2 separate regions of the Homo sapiens genome follow, and region 2 is linked to region 1. Evidence: read pairs that join two places in POLR2A ChIA-PET (ENCODE). Cell type or tissue: GM12878. All regions are shown on one strand. Links, peaks and the distances in the headings refer to the core of each region. The heading gives the core; the rest is flanking DNA.

Region 1 (4,392 bases), core at 277-4,276:
TTCCTGGCTAATTCTTTTTTTATTTTTAGTAGAGACGGGGTTTCACCAGTTGGCCAGGATGGTCTCGATCTCCTGACCTCATGATCCACCCGCCTCAGCCTCCCAAAATGCTGGGATTGCAGGTGTGAGCCACCACACTCAGCCTTCTTTTTTTTTTTTTTTTTTTTTTTTTGAGACGGAGTTTTGCTCTTGTTGCCCAGGTTGGAGTGCAATGGCACGGTCTCGGCTCACCGCAGCCTCCCCTTCCTGGGTTCAAGTGATTCTCCTGCCTCAGCCTCCCCAGTAGCTGGGATTACAGGCATCCGCCACCACACTCGGCTAATTTTTTTTTTTTTTCTTTAGTAGAGACAGGGTTTCTCCATGTTGGTCAGGCTGGTCTCAAACTCCCGATGCCAGGTGATCCTCCCGCCTCAGCCTCCCATAGTGTTGGGATTACAGGCGTGAGCCACCGTGCCCAGCCTTTTTTTTCTTTTCTTTTCTTTTTTTTGAGATGGAGTCTCACTCTGTTGCCCAGGCTGGAGTGCAATGCAATGGCGTGATCTCAGCTCACTACAACCTCTACCTCCCGGATTCAAGCGATTCTCCTGTCTCAGTCTCCCAAGTAGCTGGGATTACAGGTGTGTTCTACCACGCCCAGATAATTTTTGTATTTTTAGTAGAGACAGGGTTTCACCATGTTGGCCAGGCTGGTCTTGAACTCCTGACATCAAGTGATCCACCTGCCTCAGCCTCCCAGAGTGCTGAGATTACAGGTGTGAGCCACGGCACCCAGCTCCTCATGCCTTTTGACAGGAAAGAGTATCTTAGGCACAAAAGGTATCAGCTACAATGGAAAAAAATTGATGAGTCTGATGATATTGACATTTAAATCTTAAGTTCAACAAAAAAAAATGCCACAAGATTAAAGGATACGTACAGCTGAGCACCATGACTCGTATCTGTAATCCCAGCATTTTGGGAGACTGAGGCAGGCAGATTACTTGAGCTGAGGAGTTTGAGACCAGCCTGGGCAACATGGCAAAACTCTGTCTCTACAAAAAATACAAAAATTAGCCAGGTGTGGTGGCGTATGCCTGTAGTCCCAGTTACTTGGAAGGCTGAGGTGGGAGAATCACTGGAACCTGGGAGGCAGAGGTTGCAGTGAGCTGAGACTGGGCCACTGCACTCCAGCCTGAGTGACAGAGCAAGACCCTGTCTCAAAAATAAATAAATAAATAAATAAATAAATAAATAAATAACAGATATGCACAATATGGAGGAAATATCTGCAATATAATCAGCAAATTGGTATCCAGAATATGTAAAGGTCTTCTGCAAATCAAGAAGAGAGACAACCAACCCAACAGAAAATTTGGCACAGGTTATGAACCTTATAGGAAAAAAAAGCCTAGATGGCCAATAATCATATGAAAAAGAGGCTCTGGGCTGGGCATGGTGGTTCATGTCAATAATCCCAGCAATTTGGGAGGCCAAGGTGGGAGGATCACTTGAGTCCAGGAGCTGGAGAACAGACTGGGCAGCAAAGTGAGACCTCGTCTCTACAGAAAACAAAATAATTAGCCGGGCATGATGGTGCATGCCTGTAGTCCCAGCTACTCTGGAGGCTAAAGCAGGGGGATGGATTGAATCCAGCAGATGGAGGCTACAGTGACCTATGATCATGCCACTGCATTCCAGCTTGGGCAGCAGAGTGAGACCCTGCCTCAAAAACAGAAAAAGTCTCTGTCTCAATAGTATCAGAGACATGTAAATTTTTTTTTGAGATAGTCTCACCCTGTTGCCCAGGCTGGAGTGTACTGGTGCAGTCTCAGCTCACTGCAACCTCCACCTCCTGGGTTCAAGCAATTCTCCTGCCTCAGCCTCCCAAGTAGCTGGGATTACAGGTGTGCACCACCACGCCTGGCTAATTTTTGTATTTTTAGTAGAGACGAGGTTTTGCCATGTTGGCCAGGCTGGTCTCGAACTCCTGACCTCAAGTGATCCACCCACATTAGCCTCCCAAAGTGCTGGGATTACAGGCGTGAGCCACTGCGCCTGGCTGAGAAAGGTAAATTAAAACAACAAGGAGATATTATGTCTCACCCATCAGATAATTTAAAATGGAAGAAAACATAAAAGCTGATATTATTAAATGTAGACCCAAATGAGACTCCTTAAAAACACCAGCTCTGGGCTGGGCGCGGCGGCTCATGCCTGTAATCCCAACACTTTGGGAGGCCGATATGGGTGGATCACGAGGTCAGGAGATGGAGACCATCCTGGCTAACACCGTGAAACCACATCTCTCCTAAAACTACAAAAAATTAGCCCAGCATGGTGGCACGCACCTGTAGTCCCAGCTACTCGGGAGGCTGAGGCAGGAGAATCACTTAAACCGCAGAGGCAGAGGTTGCAGTGAGCCAAAATCACATCATTGCACTCCAGGCTGGGCAAAAGAGCAAGACTTCGTCTCAAACAAACAGACAAACAAATAAAAACCCACCAGCTCTGGAGAAGATTGGTAAAGCCACTTGGAAGTGACACAAAATGGCAGCTTGAAGGTCAGGTCAAGATCAGGGTGAAGGTGAGAACATCTGTGAGCATTCCTCTTCCAGGCAGAGACTCTACAGAAGCTCTATGAGCATCCCAGGAGGAAGAAATTGGAAACGTCATCAAGGAGATACACAAGGTATGATACACTCATACAATGGAAAATGGCCGGACAAATGAAAGAAACAACATCAAAGTGAATTATCATAAGATACACCAAGCAGGGCCAGGGTGGGGCCAGGTCCACCTCTCCTGTTGCCCAATCTTGAAGGTGGCAGAGGACCTTTGAGGCACCTTGCTGGCCCACTGAGGAGCTGTGGCCGAGGCACACGCCCATCAGGGCTGACTCCTTGCTGGGAACTGGGTCAGGTGGATGGACGTGGTGACGAGCAACAGTGAGGTTTCCCCCACATCCTTTCACCTGCCCTGCTGCGTCTGCTGCTGAGTCAGGATCCATCTGGGGAGCCACCGTGGGACACTCTCCCCTATGGGAGAGTGGTAAGGTTCTGGAGTAACACATGGGACTGGAAATGTTTCTGTGGCCATTTTTATTTTTATTTATTTTTTTAAGACAGAGTCTTGCTCTGTTGCTCAGGCTGGAGTGCAGTACTGTGATCTCAGCTCACTGCAACCTCTGCCTGTGGGAGTTCAAGCAATTCTTCTGTCTCAGCCTCCCAAGTAGCTGGGATTACAAGCACCCACCACCACGCCTGGCTAATTTGTGTATTTTTAGTAGAGATGGGGTTTCACCATGTTGGCTAGTCTGGTGTCAAACTCCCGACCTCAGGTGATCTGCCCATCTGAGACTCCCAAAGTGCTGGGATTACAGAGCTGAGTGACAGAGTGAGACTCTGTCAAAAAAAAAAAAAAAAAAAAAGAAAGGAAGGAAGAGAAATAGAAAGAAAGAAAGAAAAAGAAAGAAAGAAAGAAAAGAAAGAAAGAAAAGCTGGAATGAGTCAGGGCAGAATCATAGAATGTCTGGGTGTGAATCCTGGCTTCCCTCCTTTCCAGTGAAGCAACCTTGGGCGAGTGGCTTGACCACTCTGTGCCTGTTTCCTCACCTGTAGCAGTTAGGAATGCATTTGGCTGCAGGTAACTGCAGAGCTCCAACCTCCCGCAAAACAGCAGCTTTGTTCATTTCATCTTGAAAAGCTCAGCCATGTGCGGTTGCTGGTTTTGGTTCAGGAGGTCAGAGAGAGGATTCATCATCTTTGTCTTTTTTCTTAGAAAAACCTGTTTACCTGAAGACTTCCCCTCAATGTCACTGCCAAAGGGAAGCCTTGCAACCAGGCTGCCGGTTGCACGGATCCAACATTTGCTCTGTGGGTCTCAGCCTGGGTCAAACTCACACCTCTAAGGGATGTTTGGAAATGTGTGGAGTCATTTTGGGTTGTCACAATGATTTAGCTGCAATGCATAGAACAGTCTTATATGAAGAATTGTCCTGCCCTAGAAGAAAAAAAAATGTCCCACCCAAATGCCAAAATGTCTGTGCCCCACTGAAAAGCTCCAGCCTCCGTAAGTGGAGGCAGTGAGTAGGGAAGGGCTGAGACAGATGCAGGTCAGGCACCAGCCCTCACTCCTGCCACATCCAGCTTGTAGGGCTGTGCCAGGGAGCATGGGGATGTGCCCAGGCCAGCGCCTGGCATGAGCACATGTTGGGGTCCCCAAGGCGTGCCTAAGGGGCGCTTTGGCCAGAGCACTGTGGCAAGGTCTGAGACTGGCAAAGAATGACCCCGGGGACTGAGCAGTGGATGCAGGTGGAAACAGAGTGCCTCTGATTTTCCTCTGACCTTCTTGCCTCTCTTCAAAGCCTGCCTGGCCCTCGGAGGCTGCCCAGTGCATCATAGTACATCCCACGGT
Region 2 (4,392 bases), core at 393-4,392, 100 kb before region 1:
GTATTTATTCATGTGGGAAAGACTCCCACATTGTACAGGACCTTGAAGAGGGGACGCCTCAACAAAAGATCAAGGCTTTTATTTTTTATTTATTTATTTATTTTTTGAGACAGAGTCTAGCTCTGTCACCAGGCTGGAGTGCAGTGGCACAATCTCGGTTCACTGCAACCTCTGCCTCCCGGGTTCAAGCAATTATCCTGCCTCAGCTTCCCAAGTAACTGGGATTACAGGCACATGCCACCATGCCCAGCTAATTTTGTATTTTTAGTAGAGACAGGGATTCACCATATTGGCCAGGTTGGTCTTGATCTCCTGACCTCATGATCCGCCCACCTCGGCCTTCCAAAGTGCTGGGATTACAGGCGTGAGCCACCGTGCCCAGCCAAGATCAATACTTTTAAACTGGATTCCAAATGGTGAAGTGCCCTAGGAAATGCAGAGATTAAGGTCTTAAAATATTCTCCATTAAAAAGAATCAGGGAGGCTGGGCGCGGTGGCTCACACCTGCAATCCCAGCACTTTGGGAGGCGGAGGCAGGAGGATCCCTTGAGCACAGGAGTTCGAGGCCAGCCTGGGAAACATGGTGAAACCCCATCTCTACCAAAAATACAAAAAAATTAGTGGGGCATGGTGGTGTGCACCTGTGGTCCAGCTGTGTGGGAGGGTGAGGTGGGAGGAACACTTGAGCTGGGGAGGCGGAGGCTGCAGTGAGTCACCACTGCACTCCAGCCTGGGCAACAAAGTGAGACCCTGTCTCAAAAAAGAAAAAGAAAACAAGAATTAGGGATGCTTGACGAAATGGCCGATTCCAAATCTGGTGCAAAAAAATGCATAAGGTATGCCTGGAACATCTTTTGAGAGGAAAGAAGCTCTCAATGACTCATAAGGTTAAGTCATAAGGACTGAAGAGCCCGCCTGAAAAGACTCCCACTGGCCAAACATGAATCAATTTGAGAATCAATAAGGATGATCACTGTATTGGATTGAAACACACCTAATATGTTTAATCCATGAGTTCATAATGATACTGAAAAAAAATTCATCACTATTTGAAGGTGGTGAAAGAATGAATATCATTTTTTATTTATTATTGTTAATGTATGTAAGGGATACAAGTGTAGACTTCTTTTTTGTTGTTTTTTGAAACAGGGTCTTGCTCTGTTGCCCAGGCTGGAGTGCAGTGGCACAATCTCAGCTCACTGCAATATCTGCCTCCTAGGCTCAAGCAGTCCTCCCACCTCAGCCTCCTGAGTAGCAGGGACCACAGGCCCGCACCACCATGCCAGGCTAATTTTTTTATAGTTCTTTAGAGACAGGGTTTTGCCATGTTGCCCAGCCTGGTCTCAAACTCCTGGGCTCAAGCGATCCGCTCACCTCAGCCTCCTAAAGTGCTGGGTCTATGGGCATGAGCCACTGCTGCCAGCCACGTGAATATACTGTATAGTAGTGAAGTATGGGCTTTTAGTGTACTGCATCATTATTTTGAAACTTACGATAAAAGTCTTACAGCTGGCTACGCATGGCTCACACCTGTAATCCTAGCACTTTGGCAGGCTGAGGTGGGAGAATGACTTGAGCTCAGGAGTTCGAGACCAGCCTAGTCAACATGGTGAGACCCTGTCTTTACCAAACATTTAAAAATTAGCTGGGTTGTGGTAGTGTACACCTGTAGTCCCAGATAACTCAGGAAGCTGAGGTGGGAGGATCACTTGAGCCCAAGAGGTCGAGGCTGCAGTGAGCTGTGATTGAGCCAGTGTACTCCAGCCTGGGCAACAGATCAAGACCCTGTCTCAGAAAGAAAACAAACAAACAAAAAGTATTCCTGCTAATGAGTGAAAGAAGTAATAACAGAATCGAAATGTCACCATTTTGGAGGTGGACTTCCAAAATGGTGGAGTAAGGACCTCAGGGTGTATGTATAGCTGAAACAATATTGGATGAGTTGATAATTGTTGAATCTGGGTGATAGGTATGTAGGGATTCATTCCTTCCATCTACTTTTTTGGGGGTAATAATTAAGATATAATTCACATGCCAGTGTGAATTATTCAATGTTTATTAAATAACTAGCTATATTACCTAAAGCATGTTAAAGAGGGAAAAGAAGCAGAAATAATTCCTTCTGGAGAAAGTGGGACAAAAGCTGTATTATGATCATGCTTATAAACATGAAGATTTCTCAATTGGATGTAACTTAGTTTCTTCTAAATTCTGATTTTCACTGTTATCTAAAGTCAAGATGGTTGATAGATATGGGTTAATGAGTGGAACACGGCTTATGCGAAACTTCATATTTCTAGAAATATCATCTAGTGTTAACCCTGCCTCCTAAGATATATGCTATAAAATAAAAATAGATGTCTAGTAAAGGTAGGGAAAAGGGTTTATGGGGTTATAACTATCAGCTAAAGTGAGGATTTTTTTAACTATGCATGGATTACAGCTAGGATCTTCCTTTAGCCCCAGTAATTTTAAGGTGGTTTAAGCTGTTTGTTATCCTGGGCTATAGCTCAGCGTTACCACAGCTTGTTACACAGAGATATAAATGTGCTTGGTAAACGTATTCTTTCAGGTTGAAACTAGATGATTATGAAGCATAGTATCTTGCTGGTAAACCTTTGCTCTCATTGGTGGTGGTGTTCCTCCTTTCCCCAGTTCTGCCCTTGTGCAGAATTCAGTTATTCATTTGTTCTTTGGGCTTTCCGTGTGCTTTGATCATTTCCTCCCACCTCGCTCCCTTCCAGCTTTCATTTATCCTTCCAGGCCAGGTCCCATTTTTCTAAAAGCCCTTTCCTAATAATCCCCTCCCTAATGTCTTTTGTACTTATTTTAGCATTGTGGAGGAAGAGAGGGGGAACCTGGTTATTCTGTTATTCAAGTGAGCCTTCAGTTAGTTGAAGATTATATATTTCAAGTGTCACTAGTTGTAAATGTCAAAACAGTCTATTGACCAAAAAAAAAAAAAAAAAAAAAAAAAAGTCCTATTACTCTGGGCACAGTTGGAACAATGCCTGTTTGAATCAAGTCCTTCCTCCCCTCAAAAAACATTGTGATTAATGCAAAGTACCTAACTCCACTGATTTCTTTTTCCCTCACTTTTTAGGATTATGGCTGCTGTTCCTCAAAATAATCTACAGGAGCAACTAGAACGTCACTCAGCCAGAACACTTAATAATAAATTAAGTCTTTCAAAACCAAAATTTTCGTAAGTGTTTTGACTGGTTTGCTGTCACATAGGCACTAACTTACCACATTGTACACATGAGATATCTTCTCTTTAAACTCCCCCATTGTACAGATGAGGAAATGAAGCTGAGAGATTCATTGATTTTCCCACTTTGCCAATTAATGGTAGAGTATGTTTTAGCAGCACCAGGTGAGATTGTGTCTCATCTTTGCATGGTTCCTGGCACATAATATTTGCTCAATAAAGATTTGTTGAGTAAATGAATAATTGATCTTGTAAATTTGGGCAAATAAGTGTTTTTTAAGTTTTGGGGGGTTTTTTTGTTTGTTTTGTTTTGTTTTGTTTTTTCTTTTGAGACGGAGTCTCGCTCTGTCGCACAGGCTGGAGTGCAGTGGCGCGATCTTGGCTCACTGCAAGCTCCGCCTCCTGGGTTCACGCCATTCTCCTGCCTCAGCCTCCCGAGTAGCTGGGACTACAGGCACCTGCCACCACGCCTGGCTAATTTTTTTTTGTATTTTTTAGAGACGGTTTCACCTTGTTAGCCAGGATGGTCTCGATCTCCTGACCTCATGATCCACCTGCCTCGGCCTCCCAAAGTGCTGGGATTACATGCATGAGCCACCGTGCCCAGCCTTTTTTTTTTTTTCTTTTTTGAGACGGAGTTTCGCTCTTCTTGCCCAGGCTGGAGTGCCATGGCACAATCTTAGCTCACCGCAACCTCCGTCTTCCGGGTTCAAGTGATTCTCCTGCCTCAGCCTCCCAAGTAGCTGGGATTACAGGCATGCACCACCATGCCTGGCTAATTTTGTATTTTTAGTAGAGACAGGATTTGTCCATGTTGGGCAGACTGGTCTCAAACTCCTGACCTCAAGTGATCCGCCCACCTTGGCCTCCCAAAGTGCTGGGATTACAGGCGTGAGCCACCACGCCCGGCCAATTATTTTAATATAATTTTATATACTTTCGAAGAACAGTTTATAAGGAAACTACAGCTCTCCAGTTCTGCCTCTCCTCTAAGCTATACTCCAGACTCCTTCTAATGATATCTAATAATAATTTATATTATAAGTGATGCTTTTACCAGGTTGTAGACTTTGTTCTGGGTGCCTGGCTTTGAAGTCACCACTGACTTTGAGATCATTAAATCCAGCAGATAGCCACGATTCCTGCGTCTTTTACTTGTCCTGCAGATTTTAACAGAGTTA

The links. Peaks named below come from ENCODE experiments on the same cell type or tissue, not always from the same donor. Only the 100,000 strongest peaks of a DNase experiment are listed, where the experiment ranks them.
Region 2: POLR2A ChIA-PET joins it to region 1 with 6 read pairs; 5 of 35 experiments call an interaction of 5 or more read pairs at or near these places.

The regions. Positions count from the first base shown.
Region 1 is chr15:90,848,400-90,852,791 of GRCh38, forward strand. It overlaps LOC105370969 (a long non-coding RNA gene), which reads left to right. Exons shown (of 3, transcript XR_932610.3): 3 at 4,343-4,392. Among named protein-coding and RNA genes, the nearest start is that of FURIN, 18 kb to the right of the region's middle. RefSeq lists an enhancer at 4,348-4,392. In GM12878, for the core only: no CTCF peak of the experiment used is centred there; no DNase peak of the experiment used is centred there; H3K27ac peaks cover 746 bases.
Region 2 is chr15:90,744,286-90,748,677 of GRCh38, forward strand. BLM (BLM RecQ like helicase) reads left to right here. Exons shown (of 22, transcript NM_000057.4): 2 at 3,104-3,205. The coding sequence starts at 3,108. Among named protein-coding and RNA genes, the nearest start is that of BLM, 29 kb to the left of the region's middle. In GM12878, for the core only: no CTCF peak of the experiment used is centred there; no DNase peak of the experiment used is centred there.